Linked DNA regions of Homo sapiens: region 1 is linked to region 2. A link is an interaction called in ENCODE POLR2A ChIA-PET data of the cell type or tissue named here. Cell type or tissue: PC-9. All regions are shown on one strand. Each heading gives the region's core, and the rest is flanking DNA. Links, peaks and the distances in the headings are about the cores only.

Region 1 (8,117 bases), core at 2,780-6,779, 180 kb after region 2:
ACCCAAAACACATCTAAGATATTACTATATCAACATGTAATCAATATAAAAACTTATGAGATATCTTACATTCCTCTTTTCATAGTAAGTCTTCAAAATTGGTGTGCATTTTACACATGCAGAACATCTTTTTTCAGAATAGCCGTATTTTAAGTGCTCAGTGACTGTGTGTGGCTAGTGGATATTGTATTGGGCTGAGTTAGAGTCTTAGGACCACAGAAAAATTTTTTTTCTTGCAGAGGGTATGACATGGTGACAAAGGACTCTCAAGCATAAAAAGATTATGTTAGGGTAAAATTTTATGGGAAAATTAGAATGGAAATGTGAACTTAGGTAGAAATATGAATGATGTAAAATAGCTTCCTGTTTTAGAAGGACTTCTTCAGGTATTTTTTTTCCCCTTTTGGGACAGGGCCTCACTGTTAACCAGGCTGGAGTGCACTGGCAAGATCACAGCTCACTGCAGCCTAGACCTCCCCAACTCAGGTGATTCCCCAACCTCAACTTCCCTCCTGGGTAGCTGGGACTAGAGGTACACGCCACCACATCTGGCTAGTTTTTTGTAGAGATGAGATTTCACCATGTCTCGAACTCCTGGGCTCAAGCAATCCACCTGCCTCAGCCTCCCAAAGGGCTGGGATTACAGGTGTGAGCCACTGTGTCTGGTCTCACATATTTTTTAAGTTGATCATAGTGAGAATCAAACATTTATGGCATTTAGGTTCCTTTGCATCCATTTAAAGGACTGATGTATTCATAATACAGATAGTATCTTCTCAGCCATTTAAACCGACATTAAAAAGTTTTAGTTGTCTACTTAAAATATGCAAGGGTGCATATAATTTTACAAAATTCAAAATTATGTTGGGCACATGTGCAGAAAATATTTGAAGAAAATACTGTCCTATGGTGGAGCCAGCAAAACACAGCAGGGGATTAGGGGAAAGGAGAAAGAGGAAGTGAAGATGGTGATGAGAAAGAAGTGCAGCAGCAATGAGCAGCAGCACCCTTTAAGTCATGGAATTATATGAAGTCTGAGAAATCTAGAGACAATCACACTGTGATGGCCACAGAACATCAACGAGGGAAGTGGATAGAGAGTCACACTTAAAATAGCAACCACAGGTACAAGTGCACATTGCAGAGAAGAGCTAGCCAGGAGGAGGACGACACTGAGGGGAGGGGATCCCTTAAGCCTGGTGCTAAGGTTGGTGACAGCCAGGCAGAGACAGAGGAACACATACGGGCGCCCATGACAGGCCACCCACCCGTGTATGAACTGGAGTTTCAAGCTGTCCTCAGGAGCCTTTTCTCGTTTGAGGAAGGGCACTGCGTGGTTTTTCTCTTTACTTTGTTGCTTTAGCTGAGGTAGATCTTCTTTGTAAACCTTAAAGTACAACAGAAACATCTGGGTGAGATGCCTTTCATCAGGTTCCAAAAATATCAGCATCTTGACATTCTTGTAAAATCTTTAATTGCTTCAATAAAATGTCTTTGAAAACTTAAGACATGAGAATGAATATTACTTTTTCCTAATGAATAAAACTAATATGAACTATTTTTTAAATAATTGGGATTTTAAAATAATCTTTCTTGATTTGTTACTGTTTTCTTAATGTCTAGAAAATATATCAGTAAATTTTAAAGGAAATTAAGTATCAGTAAAATATAAATAAAATAGTTTGTTTTATTTCTTCTAAGGCCAGAAATCTCTTACTGATTCTGACAGTTGAAAAATGTGGACCTCATGAGTCATGACAATTTTCTCCTGAAATCCCTCTTTGGAATCACATTCACTTCATAGCTTCATGCATCTTAACAGATCTGAGATACAGAGCAAAGATCAATCTTGGTCTAACTTGGGACCTAAAACGTGCTGCTGATTGTACCATTTAAACGCATATAAAAACCCATCTGTTGTTTACTGTGTATTTATACTTTACTACCAAGAAATGTCCATTTAACAGGTGGAGAATCAAATCCAATCTAGTAATAATTTCTCATCTTCATCAAGTTTTTATTTAATCAAACTCTTTTAAAAATCATAAAATATAAGGCCCCTGTTTAGGATTTGATCAAAAATCATTTGTAAAAGGTCAGAAGAACTCTCACTACTGTTTTGTCTACTACAGATGCAATTAACCAAGCTTCTAGAATCTAAAGATTATTATTCAACTTAATTCATGATGCTTTCATCAGCTCACCAACTATTTACTTTAGAGCAATGAATTCTAGTCTTGATATTTCTATTGTTTAAATGGGTCTCATAACCTCTGTGGGCTTCAAATTCTCATCTGTAAAATTGAGTTAAAAAATCCCTGTTAAGGAATAACTCAGGAATATTGTGAATGTAAATCAAATATCGGTGAAAGCATTGGAAAGTGACATGTCAGGGAGAATATACAGGTTGAGTATTCCTTATCTGAAATGTTTGGGATCAGAAATGTTTTGGATTTCAGATTTTTTTCAGATCTTGGAATATTTGCATTATACTTACTGGTTGAGCATTCCAAATCCAAAACCAAAACACAAAATGCTCCAATGCACATTTCCTTTGAGCATCAAACCAGTACTTACGAAGTTTTGGATTTTGGAGAATTCAGATTTTCACATTAAGGATATTCAAACTGTTTAAGTCGTAGGCATGAATTTTAAGTCTACCTTTTCATTCTTTTATTTATTTTTCTTAGAGACAGGGTCTTGCTCTGTTGCCCAGACTGGAGTACAGTGGCTTGTAGCCCTCAATCTCCTGGGCTCAGGCAATCCTCCCACCTCAGCTTCCTGAGTAGCTGGGACTACAGGCAAATGCCCAGCAGTTTTTTTTTTTTTTTGTAGATACAGAGACTGTGTTAACTAGGCTGGTCTCAAGCTCCTGGTCTCAAGTGATGCTCCCACTTTGTCCTCCCAAAGCATCGGTATTACAGGAATGAGCCACTGTGCCTGGTCCCTTTTCATTCTTCTACTAGCACCATTTTATTAAACAAACACTTCCCAATTAAAGATTTCTTTTCCTAAATTCTGTATTGTGTTTAAATTTTATTGTCTCCTGATACCAGAGTATAATATTGTTTAGTGTTTGCATAATATTTCCACATTAATAATTTCCTTTCAGGCAAGATTGACTACGTTCAGGGTTGTATGGCCACAGACAATAATCTCTTTTCAAGTCCTTTTTAGTAGTCATATTGCATAATACAATGTGTCAATGCACAGTCAAGATGATTTCGTCATGGGGCTGACCCAAACCATTAAACTGTCTTGGTACGAACACAATTTTTCAAACTCTGAATCAATGACTGATGATTATGGGCTGAAAAATATTCCAATTTAATGCTTATATAGAGGCAAACCAAGTAGTGCATAGAATGTGCACTTTGGAGATAAGCCTAGGTAAGCATTGTTATCCTAATACGACAAGCAACGTGGACATGGGCAAGTTACTTTACTTCTTTCAACACATGGTAGCTGCCATAGGCCTATATCTTAAATCTCTATTGGCGACACTTACAGTTCATGTATCTGAAATTTGAAGTCTTATTCATTCCACATTCATGTACAGAATCTGCTTCACATATCTTTGTTAAGTGACAAGAAAGAAAAAGAGAACCCCCATGGTTATTGCTGTAACAAGGTGGTATGTGTTCAGATTCCGCTGAGGGATTGCTTTAACACTGTTTAGTGCTAAAATGATATGTCAACTTCCAAAAAAACTGAAGTCAGCTGATCAGCTTTCCTACTAGAGGTAATTTCTGACTGGAGAGATTAATACACATTTTATTTGAGCTTTTACTTTAAGTAGATAATTACTTTGATTAAATGGATAATGGTTGCAGTAAGTTAATAGAAAAACCGGGCTAACAAGCTCACATGCAAACCACCATGCCTCAAGGGTATCCATCCTTGTAAAGGAAACACATGCTTTCATAATCTGCTAAGAAAGTGAAAAAAGACCTATGGCTTACTTGCACATTTTTCTTCAAAATATATTTTAAAGTTTTAGGTGCTAGGGAGGCAAAAAGCCCAAATACCAGGGGTTCAGTTTTCAAACTTTGCAATTACTTTCTGCTGAAATAAATTTTAATGGTATGATTGGGTAAACACGTCGGTTTTAACCTGCACTTAAAGGCACAAAGTAGACTATTTTTCTTGTTTTTGCCTCAATTCTCTTTGTCTAAGTGCCAGTCATTTTTAGTGCTATGTCCAAATCCAGGAATGAGATCCCCTTCTGGGGTTACAAATTTTCATTGCTCCCTGCTTACCGACCTGGCGATCATAATTGATTTGAGCTTCTTGCTCAATATCAGAGTCCAGTTCGGGCACATCAGATAAATCTGAATCAGATTCTTCACTGTAGGAATCAGCTCCACCTTCTGCAGAGATACAACCCACAAGAAACAAGCAAAAATTCTGAGACTCTGAGCAACTGAAATTATCTAAAATATTTTTCCTTTTATCCTAGCAAAGTAAATAAAAACTATACCATAGTTTTCATTTAATATAAATTGTTAAAACATCTTTCTTTCACCTTTTGGTTTAGTTCAGCCCACCCTTCACTCCTTTCAGGAACATTAACAGACTAGGCCAACTTCCTTCCCCACACCACCCACCAGGCAGACTAAACTCATTTATACTTTTTTTGAGACAGGGTCTGTCTCCTAGGCTGGAACGCAGTGGCACAATCTCAGCTCACTACAACCTCCTCCTCCGGGGCTCAAGCAATCCTCCCACCTCAGCCTCCTGGCAGCTGGGACTACAGAGATGCGTACCACCATGCCCAGTTAATTTTTAAATTTTATTTGTAGGGACAGGGTTTCACCACATTGCCTAGGTTGGTCATTTACACATTTCTATTAGATAGCAGATACCTGGGTTTTAAGCTTTGTTTTGTAAAATGGGCAGGTTTTAAAAAGTGAAAGGCTAGGGCAAAAATAAACCCAACCATTTACTTCAATACAGATCCTCTTTAGCCTTTTAACCATGCCCACCCAAGTGTTGGTAATTGTCATGGCCCAAACCACCACAGAACTCTTGTCAACATTTATTCAAATAATTTTTCATTTTATCACCTGCTCATGCCTGCTGACATCAGAGATAAATGAAAAGACTACATACATGTCCACTGAATTGGAACACATAGGCCCCAACCGTGAACCACTGCTTGAGCCCCATTCTGAAGGCCACTTACATTTCAAAGGTTACCCTGTTCCCCTGCAGCCTGACTGAACAGACCCACTGCCTGTTACAATTGTCCTAAGGAAGCTGAAATGTATCCTCTCCTGTTATCCCCCAAGGGTTAATTCTTCACGTAAACCTTAGACCTTCAACTTGCATTTGGGAAATCTGCTGATGGTTTTATAGAGGTTTCCTTATGTGTGATGATTCTCTTTTCCCTGACTACTTATAATGCTCTGCCTTTAACTTTTGATCATTTAAGATGTTTCTTGGGGTACATCTTTTTGGATTCATCTTACTCGTGTCCTTTGCGCTTCCTAGATTTGGCTTTATTTTCTTTCCTAGGCTTGGGAATTTTTCTGCCATTATTTCCTTGAACATGTTTTCTGCCCATTTCTCTCTCTTCTCTTTTTGGCATGTTGGTAACACGTAAGTTGTTGGACCACCCTAAGTCTCTAAGCTATCTTTACTCTTTTTCTTTTTGTTTCTCAGATTGGATGGTTCCCAGTAATCTGTCTTTCCAAGTTCACTGTTCCTTTCTTCTGCTTAATCTAGTCTGCTGTTGAACCTCTCTATTGAATTTTTCAGTTCAGTGGCAGTACTCTTCAGAGAAAGTTTTTTTTTTTTTTTTTTTTTTTTTTTAGAGATGGAGTCATGTTATGTCACCCAGGCTGGAGTGCGGTGGCACAATCGTGGCTCACTGCAACCTTCACCTCCCGGTTCAAGCAATTCTCCTGCCTCAGCCTCCCCTGTAGCTGGGATTACAGATGTGCTCCACCTTGCCTGGCTAATTTTTGTATTTTTAGTAGAGACAGGGTGTTTCACCATGTTGGCCAGGCTGGTGTTCAAACTCCTAACCTCAAGTGATCCACCCGCCTTAGCCTCCCAAAGTGCTGGGATTACAGTCATGAGTCAACGTGCTCAGCCAATCCTCAGAGAAAGTATTTCAAAAGTACCAAAACTCATTGAGTAGTTTTAAAAAACACCTTCTATCTCTAAAGTTCTCAATTTGTTCTTATATTGCTCTCTTGACCTCAGTGAGGGTCTTTATGACTATTATTTTGAATTCCCTGTTGGGTAAATCACATATCTCTACTTAACTGGGGTTGCTTTCTGGAGATGTCTTGCTCGTTTATCTGGAATTTCATTTCTTCATTGTCACTGACACTGTGTGTTGGTTTCTGTGCATTAGATTAAAAAAAAAAAAAAAACAAAAAACCTCTCCCTATCTCGTCAGACTGGCCTTGTATAGGAGAAGGATCTCACCAATCTGACTGGCCAATGGTTTTAAGGTGCCTCTCAAATCTGTGTTTGTCCAGACTATTGTCTGTTTTGGTGGCCCCTAGAGCTTAAGATGTGCCATGTCCTGTTGGTACCGCAAGACTGTAAAGGGGGGAAGACATCAAGACACTTTTGATGTAGCTAGAAGGGTTGGAGGGTGGACTATGTGTTTCAATTCCTTCTATCTTCACAGTGAAGCTGAGCACAGTCATTTACCGCTCACTTTTTCTGCACTAAGCCAGGTAGAGAATCTGTGACAAATGCCTGTACTCACATTTAGGCTGTACCCTCTGATCCTGGGGAGATAACTCCTGAAGTGGGCCCATTGTACCTCTACCTCTTCATTTTCTGTGGTTTAAGTCCACTCAGGAATGCGAAGCCCCATCAATTTCCAGAGCTAGTTCATTAAGGAGACAGGTGGGAGCTATAGAAGGTGTGGCACTTGGTGTATGACCAAACTTTTTCCAGTAAGTATGGGTAGGCTTAGATTTATCACTGGGGCGAGCCAGAGCAAAGGCTCATGAAGTGCTGAGCTCTGGCTGCTGGAAGGCTATTATATGTTTGCCCTGTTAGCTCCTTGATGGAAATCATTTGATGGCAGGCCATCAAGTAGCATTGGAAGTGTATGCTGTAAGCCCCTTCTGGAGAAAAAAAATGGGAGCTGCACATTCCCAACCTTTTTCTGCACTGCTCCAAGGGGATGTCACTCCTGTAAGTGTTTGTAAACCCATTTAAGACCACATCTCTGTTCTGTGATATAGGAAGACTAGAATATTCCTAGTCCCTTCTGCTCCCAGAGCAAAGAGGTTTAGGATGGAGTCCTCTGGGAGGTAGCTGTAAAAGTTGGGCATTCAACACATGGCATAAACCCCATCTGGGGAGAAATGAGGAGCTGCATTCTTATAGCACCTTCTCGTCACCACTCCTAAGAGAAGAAGCCGCTGCAAGTGCCTACAAGTCCATATAAAACTGCCACCTTTCTCTATGGTCTAGACAGACATTCATATACTTTGCCCCCTCTGCTCCCCGAAGTGGGAGGTTTAGGATGCATTTCCTTGAGTGGAAGCTATAAAAGTTGGGGAGCTCAATGTGTGGACAAACTCCTTCCAGAGTATATTATTAGATCTGGAGTTACTGATGGGATGAGTCATGGGAGGAGGCTCAGAGGTCTGTTTCTTAGGCTGCCAGCTGGGTTAATGTGTGTCTGCCCCTCTAAATCCCTGTTGCATATTGGTTAGAAGCCAGGCCGCCAAGTAGCCTCCGGAAATGTGTCATAAACCCCTTCTAGGTAGAAACTGGGCTGCATTTTTTAAGCTCCTTCTCAGAACTGCTCCAGGGGATGAAGTCCCTGGAAGGCTTGAGCACTTGTATCAAACCGAGGCTTCTTTCCCATGGTCTAGAGACTCCCAAATGTCTAACTCCCTCTACTCCCAGAGTTGGTGAATTAAGAGCCAGTCCACGGGTAACCTAGAGTTAGGGCACTATGTGTGAGGTCCAAACCATTCTCTCCACAGGGAGAGGTTGGGTGGTGGGGATTCCTGTCCTGATTTCAGGAAGCAGTGCGCAGGGTAGGGTTCCTGCCAGAGTGTGCCTCAGCTTTTCCTACCTACCCAATGTGGATGTTTTCTCAGTTGCCTGGTGGGTAGGAGTTTCTCAACTTGTAT
Region 2 (8,117 bases), core at 2,784-6,783:
ACCCCCATACTACTCAAAACACTAATTGCCATATTAAAGGTCTTAGAAGATGAGGAGTAACTCAATCTTTTCCTTTTTCTTTATGAAAAAGACATACTTGAGGGAAACTGAGGTAAGAGAAAAATATGAAATATATTTTTAAACAGGAATTTTTTTTTTTTTTTTTTGAGATAGTCTCCCCCTTGTCACCAGGCTGGAGTGCAATGACGCAATCTTGGCTCACTGCAACCTCCGCCTCCCAGGTTCAAGTGATTCTCCTGCCTCAGCCTCCCGAGTAGCTGGGATTACAGGCGCCTGCCACCACGCCTGGCTAATTTTTGTATTTTTAGTAGAGACGGGATTTTACCATGTTGGCCAGGCTGGTGGTCTTGAACTCCTGACCTCCAGTGATCCACCCACCTTGGCCTCCCAAAGTGTTGGGATTACAGGCATGAGCCACTGCGCCTGGCCACAGGAAGTTTAATGATTGACAAAAGCATACTAATCTTGTATTGGTATGGGAACAAAGAAAATAGTTCTGTCTTTGAACATTAGGGATTCAGGGGGTGACAGCACTCTCTTGGAATCTTGTGTGTTGGAATGCTGAGGTTGGAAGGCAATGGGGAAAGAATATTGCCTGTTCTACAGAGTTCCCTAATTCCATATTGATGATACCTATTGGGAAACTTTAGTTTTTTTAGTAAGTGTAAGAACATTGTGATTATGGTTGTGGATAGTTAACCATTTTCAATGTGTCTGGATTTCTTAATGCATTCAAGAGTTTGTTCATTAATTCAACCCATTATTGATTACCTACCAAGAGACAGGATCTATTCTAAGCTTTGAGGGTATAGCAATAAGCAAGACACATGCTCCCCCTTGGGAGAGTACAGATAATAAGCACATAAATAAAGAACCCAGAATAGTGGTGTTATGAGGAAAATAAACAGGATAATGGCATAGAGAATGATGGGGATTTATGGGGGCTTTTTTAGGTTAGGTGACACTAAGACAGGCTTAGAAGGTGAGATTTGAGCTGCAGAGAGAAAACATTTCCAAGCAACTTCAGGGCAAAACCCTGAGGCAGGAATGAGCTCTTTGTGTCTGAGAATCTAGTGTAAGACTAGTGAGAAAAACTAGTGGGAGAGTGAAGAGGTGGCCTTACCCACCCAGATCATTGGGGGTCTCTAACAGGCAATGGTAAAAATGTTTAGCTTTTTAAAAAAATAAAAATATGCTTATTAAATAATTATATTGTGATTTTGGAACTAAAATAAGTTTGGAAGATTCAGGGCTACTGAGAGGACTGATGTGAGACAAAGGTGAGAAATGTGCAGAGCAGGGTTAGAAGCATAGACTAGCCTGCCTGGAAGAGAGGGTTTCTAGATCACTGACACTTGTCTGTTTAACATTGCTGTTTACGTTATTTATGAGTAAGCCCTGATTTTCATCTGTTAATAAGTTGTAATTTTACTGTTTGCTGTTGTGCCCAGAGCATCTCCATCGCAATGCAGTAACTGAAGTGAGACTAAAACCTCTCACTTGAGGGCCATTTTTCATGGGAAAATACTTGGCTTAGTGGTTGGTTAAGTTAGGCTTTGAGGATATGCGCAGAAAACTCTGGCTAGAAATCGATTTGAGAGCAGTGCAAACATAATTAAGGGTGACTTCGAACTGGTCTCTGGACATGTTCTAAACCAAGGTTAATTAAGACCGAAAATATGTAGATCTGGATTCTGAAAGATACTGAATGCCAAATTAAGGAATTTGGATTTTATCATTCCACTTTAATCCATGCTCTGCTATCCAGTTGCCCTTGCTTTTGGTAATTTATATTATGAAACCAAAATTGTTTTTTTTAATTGTTGTTTCTAAAGTTATTGTTTTTCACCCCTTCTCGAATTAGAGCTTTTGGCTTTGGGAAGACAGCCATTGAAGGTTATTTGAACTGAGGCAAGGCACCGTGAAAGCAGTATTAGAAAATTGGTGACAATATTCAAGATAGGTGGGAAGGAAAAGCAGATGAATTATTTAGAAAGCTATTACAGTAGTTCTGAGAAAGATGAGTAGGGCCTGAACTATTTCATTATTTGTTCATTCAGTGAAAATGGAATAGAAGGGAGGAATATAAGAGTATAAGAAGCACGCTTTCTTTAATTGGCTGTGAATCTGTTTTTATAGTTAGTTTACGAAGAGGCTGTATGAAAGACGAATTGATAGGACTTGGAAACCATGAATGTAAAGACAAAGAAAAGAATATTAGTGCTTATTAAATCAGTTTCAGAGACTGCCAAAATTTAATTGCCATGAAAATTTGTATAAAATTGAATATTGCTCATAAATACAGATTATGGGTTGGGGCTTAAAAATTACTAGTTTTTACTATCATGAAGCCATTTATTATATGATCATTTTTATTGGCGTAGTAGCATGTATTAGAAATTTTAAGATTTTGAGTGACATATGGTTTAAATATTAGGTATCAGTTCTTAATATAAAGTCCAAGTTCCCAGGAAGTGGATGCTTCTAAACACAAGAAAGTCATGCCCTGTCCATTCCCCACTTTCATTTTTGTGATTCTGAATAATTTCTGGTTAAGCCATTTCTTATTTTTAAAAGTTGGGAATAAGTAGTATACTCCTCATGGATATGGTGAATTATGTTTCAGATTGGTTCCTGGGCAACTGAGTGTCAAATTTGTGGTCTTTTTTTTTTTTTTTTTTTTTTTTTAGTGATTTGCAAACTCTCTCAAATCCTTTTTAAAATGAAGTGATGGGTATATGTGGAACCACTGATAAATAACTGCATGGAATAGTGTTTAGAAAACATGCTATTTTAGTGCTATATTATTGTAAACTTAAAGGATTTGCCATGTTATAAAAACATTTCTGAAAAGGAGCATGTTACCTATTGTCCATTAATTGGCTTTGTTTTATGTGTAGTTATTTTCTTTTTAAAAATCTAAAAACCAAAAAACAATGGTCTCACTTTTGTCCAGGCTGGTCTCAAACTTGGGGCCTGAAGCAATCCTCCTGCCTGGACCTCCCAAAGTGCTGGGATTACAGGCATGAGCCACCATGCCTGGCAAGTTTTTTTGTTTGTTTGTTTGTTTGTTTGTTTCTTTTGAGACAGAGTCTTACTCTGTCGCTCAGGCTGGAGTGCAGTGGCATGATTATGGCTCACTATACCCTTGACCTCCTGGGCTTAAGCAGTCCTCCCACTTCAGCCCCCCAGGTAGCTGAGACTACAGGTGCACACCACCATGCTGGCTATTTTTAAAATTTTTTAAAAAAACTTTTATATTTATGTATTTATATTTTGGAGACAGGGTCTTGCTCTTTCACCCAGGCTAAAGTATAGTGGTGCAGTCTTGGCTCACTGCAGCCTCATCTTCTGGGCTCAAGTGATCCTGCCACCTCAGCCTCCCAACTAGCTGGGACCACAGGCACGTACCACCACGCCCGGCTAATTTTTGTGTTTTTCGTGCAGATAGGGTTTCGCCATGTTGCCCAGGCTGGGCTCAAATTCCTGAGGTCAAGCAGTCTTCTCGAAGTGCTGGGTTTACAGGCGTGAGCCACCACACCCAGCCTAAATATATTTTTATTTTTATTTTTATTTTATTTTATTTTTGAGGTGGAGTCTTGCTCTGTAGCCCAGGCTGGAGTGCAGTGGCGCAATCTTGGCTCACTGCAACCTCCACCTCCTAGGTTCCAGCAATTCTCCTGCCTCAGCCTCCCGAGTAGCTGGGACCACAGGCATGTGCCACCACACCTGGCTAATTTTTGTATTCTTAGTAGAGACGGGGTTTCACCATGTTGGCCAGGCTGGTCTTGAACTCCTGACCTCAGGTGACCCACCTGCCTCGGTGTCCCACAATTCTGGGATTACAGGTGTGAGCCACTGCTCCCAGCCTTATTTTTATTTTTTTAAAGATGGGGTCTTACTATGTTGGCCAGGTTGGTCTTGAACTCCTGGGCTCAAGCAGTTCTCCCACCTCGACTTCTGAAAGTGTTGAAATTACAGGTGTGAGCCACTGTGCCCCGCCATTTATTTTCATAATATACCTTCAAGCAACTTATTAGAATAACTTGATTCAAAGCCTCAATTTAATGGTTCCTTTTTAAGGTACTTTGCTAGCCCAGGATAAAAGTATAAACTGAATGGCTATTTCTTGATTCTTCCCTGGAACCCTTAAATAAATAGAAGTAAATGTTGCAGATATACTATACTTATGGTACATTCTTTGAGACTTTTTGTTCCTGTTTCTAAAGGGATCAGGTTCTTCTGAGGATGACAGCACTAGGGATGGGAACTGTAATGGTAAAACCATAGTTCTCAGTAGTGTTTGAATGAATGTGACCTTTGTGGATAGCTAGTGCAGGACATAGGTATGCAAAATGATGAGACCCAGCTTTACTGATGCTAAGATTTTCTCAGACTAATGCCATCATCATCCTTTTTAACCCCAAAGGAGGAGTTGATAATTTCATATTTAAGCTATTGATATTTATGTTTCTTGGAATGATGATCATTGATTTTTAAGTTGCTTTCATCACGTGTTTCCATAATATTCTGTTCTTACCTCTTCATAGTATATATCATTCTATATAAGGTAATGGTATGGTTACTGATTTCTTTCCTCCACCAGACAGTGTACTCCTTGAGGAAAGGTGCTGTGACCTTTTTCTTTGAGGAAAAGGACTGTATGCATTGTGTCTGCATTGCAGTGCCTTAGATGTGATAGGCACTCAGTTTGTTGAATGAGAAAGATGCTGATCTTCATATTCTGTATAGTTCTAGAATTACTATAATATCTTCTCTCAATAAAAATCCCAAATCTTACGAAAGCATTTATTTATTTATGTATACAAGGTAACAATTCCAAACAGTACTACAAGAATACACAGAAAAGTAACTCTTTCTACCTGTTACCCAGATTTCCACAAATTGTCTTCTGTAGATCCACCCTCTGTTAGTAGTTTCTTGAGTATCTGTTTAGAGATAATCTGTGGATAAATATTTATTTATACATGTATATCCTTTTCACTTTATTTTCCACAAAAATAGATGCAGAGGACTCTGGGGATGTACCATATTTTATTTAATCAGTCCCTTATTGATGGTTATTTAGGTTGATACTTAGTTTTTTCTCTTACAAATACTATTTCTGTGAACACTCTTGTATACACTTCTTTGGGAATACATGCCATTATATATGTTGTAGGATAAATCTGTGCAAGTAGAATTACTGCTTCAAAGGATATTTGCATTTAAAATGTTGGTAGCTAATGCCAAAGTGTCATTCAAAGAATGGTTCCAACCTTTATTCCCACCAACCTGTTAAGGTACCTTTTCCCTTATATCTTTACCAACACAGTATATTAGTGAACTAATACATTGTTTAGCAAATTGTTCTTTTAAATTTGAGTCATTTTTCATAGGCTTAGGTGTCAAATTTTTTCTGATCACAGCTTTTGCCTATTCTTTTGGGTTTTTGGTCTCATGTATGTAGATTCACTTAATCTGCATTGTAAGGAAACTAGCCTTTTGTCATATGTCTTGAAAACTTTTTATTGATTTGTTATTTGTATTTTGACCATATGGTATGTTTTTCTGTTTAGAAATTTTTATGTAGTCAGATTTATCATTTTCTTTTATGACTTTGAGTCATAAAAGTGAAAAAAGTCATTGAGTTTTATGTAATCCTTAGAAAATCCTTCTTGAGGATCATAAAAATTTTCCCCCATGTTTACTCCTAGTAAGTACTTTTATACTTTTTATGATTTCATTTTAACATTTAATTATTTGATTTATTTGCAGTTTGTTTTGTTCTAGAGAGTGAAGTAGTGAAATAATTTTATATTTCAAGATTATTTCCCATTTGTTCCAATACCTTTTATTTTGAATTATCCTTCTTAACCACTTTGAAGTACCATTTTTGTCATATTCTTGTAGTATGGGTGAAATATTTCCTCTGCTTTTCCATTTATCTGTCAGTTCACACAGAAGTATCAGACTGTTGTGCTATAATTTTTAAATACTAGCTAAACGGCTTTTCCATAAATATTTTTCTTGGCTATCTTATGTGTGTATAATTTTCTACTTCATCTTAAAATTTTTTTTATCTTGTCCCCTCTCCCTCTGTTGGAGTTTTAGTAGGTTGCATTACATTTATGGATTAATTTTGGGGAGAATTGAAATACATTCGGTGTTGATATTGTGTATTTTTCCATAAACACGTGGTTTTTATTAACATGTATTTAAAAAAAATTTAGCATATAATTAGGTGAACTAGAGACTTTTAAAAATAAATATTCTAGCCTCCTTGTAACATACTGAATTATACAGGTATTTGGCTCTCTCTTTTCAATTGATAATTGACTGAGAAAGAAAGCTAAGTCTTCCTGCTTTTTCATTTCCAAAAAAAAAAAAAAATTGTGTTGAGAAAGAAAGAAATATTCTCTGTACTCTTGTATTAGGAGCTATAGCTGCCAAATACTGGATTTTTTTTTTTTAAAGCAGTCTCTTTACATAGGTGGCCCTCTACTTTTCAAAAATAATTATTTCTTTAATAGCTTGTTTTTCTCATTGATGGAATTGTTACCACAGATACAGAAAGTTTATAAAGTTTTGTTGTTCAAGAGTTTGGAGTTGCTGCTTATATTGGTGGTCTCTTGGAAGTTCAATATTAAGAAAAAAATTAATATATTCCTTTTTTTTTTTAACTAGGCCTAGGGCTGAGTAAGAGGACAAGAAAGATGAATAGAGGTTGTACTTATGAGAGGTATAGGTAGCAGATGAAGGAAAAAATACAGGCCCTTAGTTGTAAAGAATTTTCTGCTCTTAAAACCAGAGGAGTTTTGTGATTGGCCTTACAGGACATATTTACAGATCTGTGAACTGCTTTTGTGGAAAGAGAGAAGCTTACTTAAGGATTCCAGGTCTGCCTACGTGTTCTTTCTCCCCAACTTTGTAGGTTGATTTATAAACTCGCCTAAATGGAAGGTGCCATTATTGAGTTCATTTATCTCAGTGCCCTGACAACCGTAGATGGAGGTGACCTAAAAGTGTTACAACTTTTTTTTTTTAAGCTACTAGAGGTTTTGATCTCAGAAAATAAGGGAATTTACTTTTATTTATTCTCTTCTGAAGAGGTTACCAAAGATGCTTGTATCTGTGTTATAAATCCCTTTCATAGTCTAGAACTTCAGTCTCAATTCATCAACATCATTGTTAAATTATGGAAAGTTTTATTTTATCAAATTCTGATATTTTAATTTTGTATAAAAACCAAATTTTATATAAAATAACTTGATAAAAACTTTGTTAGATGCTTTTGCTTGCATAGGTGAATTATTGAAAATCAGAATATAGAAGATCAAGTTAGTATTTCATTATATTTTATAGGCTATATGTACTGCACAGAGATCTGCCATAAGGATTAGGGCTATAAGACATCACTTTTGAACAAGGACTGAGAAACTGCCACCTACAACATACCTTCTCATTTACCCTCTCTCATCAACCAAACTTACTCTTGTTCCCTTATTAAAATTTTGTTAATGAAATATGTTGCAGGGGATATGGTTAAGTTTAAGATTGATAGACTCAAACATGTATATATTTTAATGGAATACTAAAAGAGTTGAGGGTAAAACTACGGTTAAAATGTCTTCAATACAATAGAATTAGTATCAAGCATCCAGCTAATGTTCACATTTCCATTTATTTATTTAGAGATGGAGTTTCACTCTTGTCACCCAGGCTGGAGTGCAGTGGTGTAAGTTTGGCTCACTGCAACCTCCACCTCCTGGGTTCAAGTGATTCTCCTGCCTCAGTCTCCGAGTAGCTGTGATTACAGGCACCCAACACTACACCTGGCTAATTTTTGTATTTTTAGTAGAGATGGGGTTTCACCATATTGGGCAGGCTGGTCTCGAATTCCTGACCTCAGGTGATTCACCTGCCTCGGCCCCCCAAAGTGCTGGTGTGAGCGAGCGCGCCTGGCCTCACATTGACTATTATTTACTGAATGTCATAAATGGTCTTTCTTTCTTTCTTTTTATTTTTACAGTTAGAATCAGAATTCGAGTAAGGTCCACATATTACAATAGATCAATTTGATTTATTAGTCTTTT

The links. ChIA-PET counts read pairs that join two places held together with the same protein. Peaks named below come from ENCODE experiments on the same cell type or tissue, not always from the same donor. Only the 100,000 strongest peaks of a DNase experiment are listed, where the experiment ranks them.
Region 1: POLR2A ChIA-PET joins it to region 2 with 7 read pairs; 5 of 35 experiments call an interaction of 5 or more read pairs at or near these places.

The regions. Positions count from the first base shown.
Region 1 is chr2:54,860,036-54,868,152 of GRCh38, reverse strand. It overlaps EML6 (EMAP like 6), which reads right to left. Exons shown (of 42, transcript NM_001039753.4): 13 at 4,264-4,370; 14 at 1,269-1,387. Among named protein-coding and RNA genes, the nearest start is that of EML6-AS1, 110 kb to the right of the region's middle. In PC-9, for the core only: no CTCF peak of the experiment used is centred there; no DNase peak of the experiment used is centred there.
Region 2 is chr2:55,039,378-55,047,494 of GRCh38, reverse strand. All of the region lies in intron 1 of RTN4 (reticulon 4), which reads left to right. Among named protein-coding and RNA genes, the nearest start is that of RTN4, 7.0 kb to the left of the region's middle. In PC-9, for the core only: no CTCF peak of the experiment used is centred there; no DNase peak of the experiment used is centred there; H3K4me3 peaks cover 2,844 bases; H3K27ac peaks cover 2,779 bases.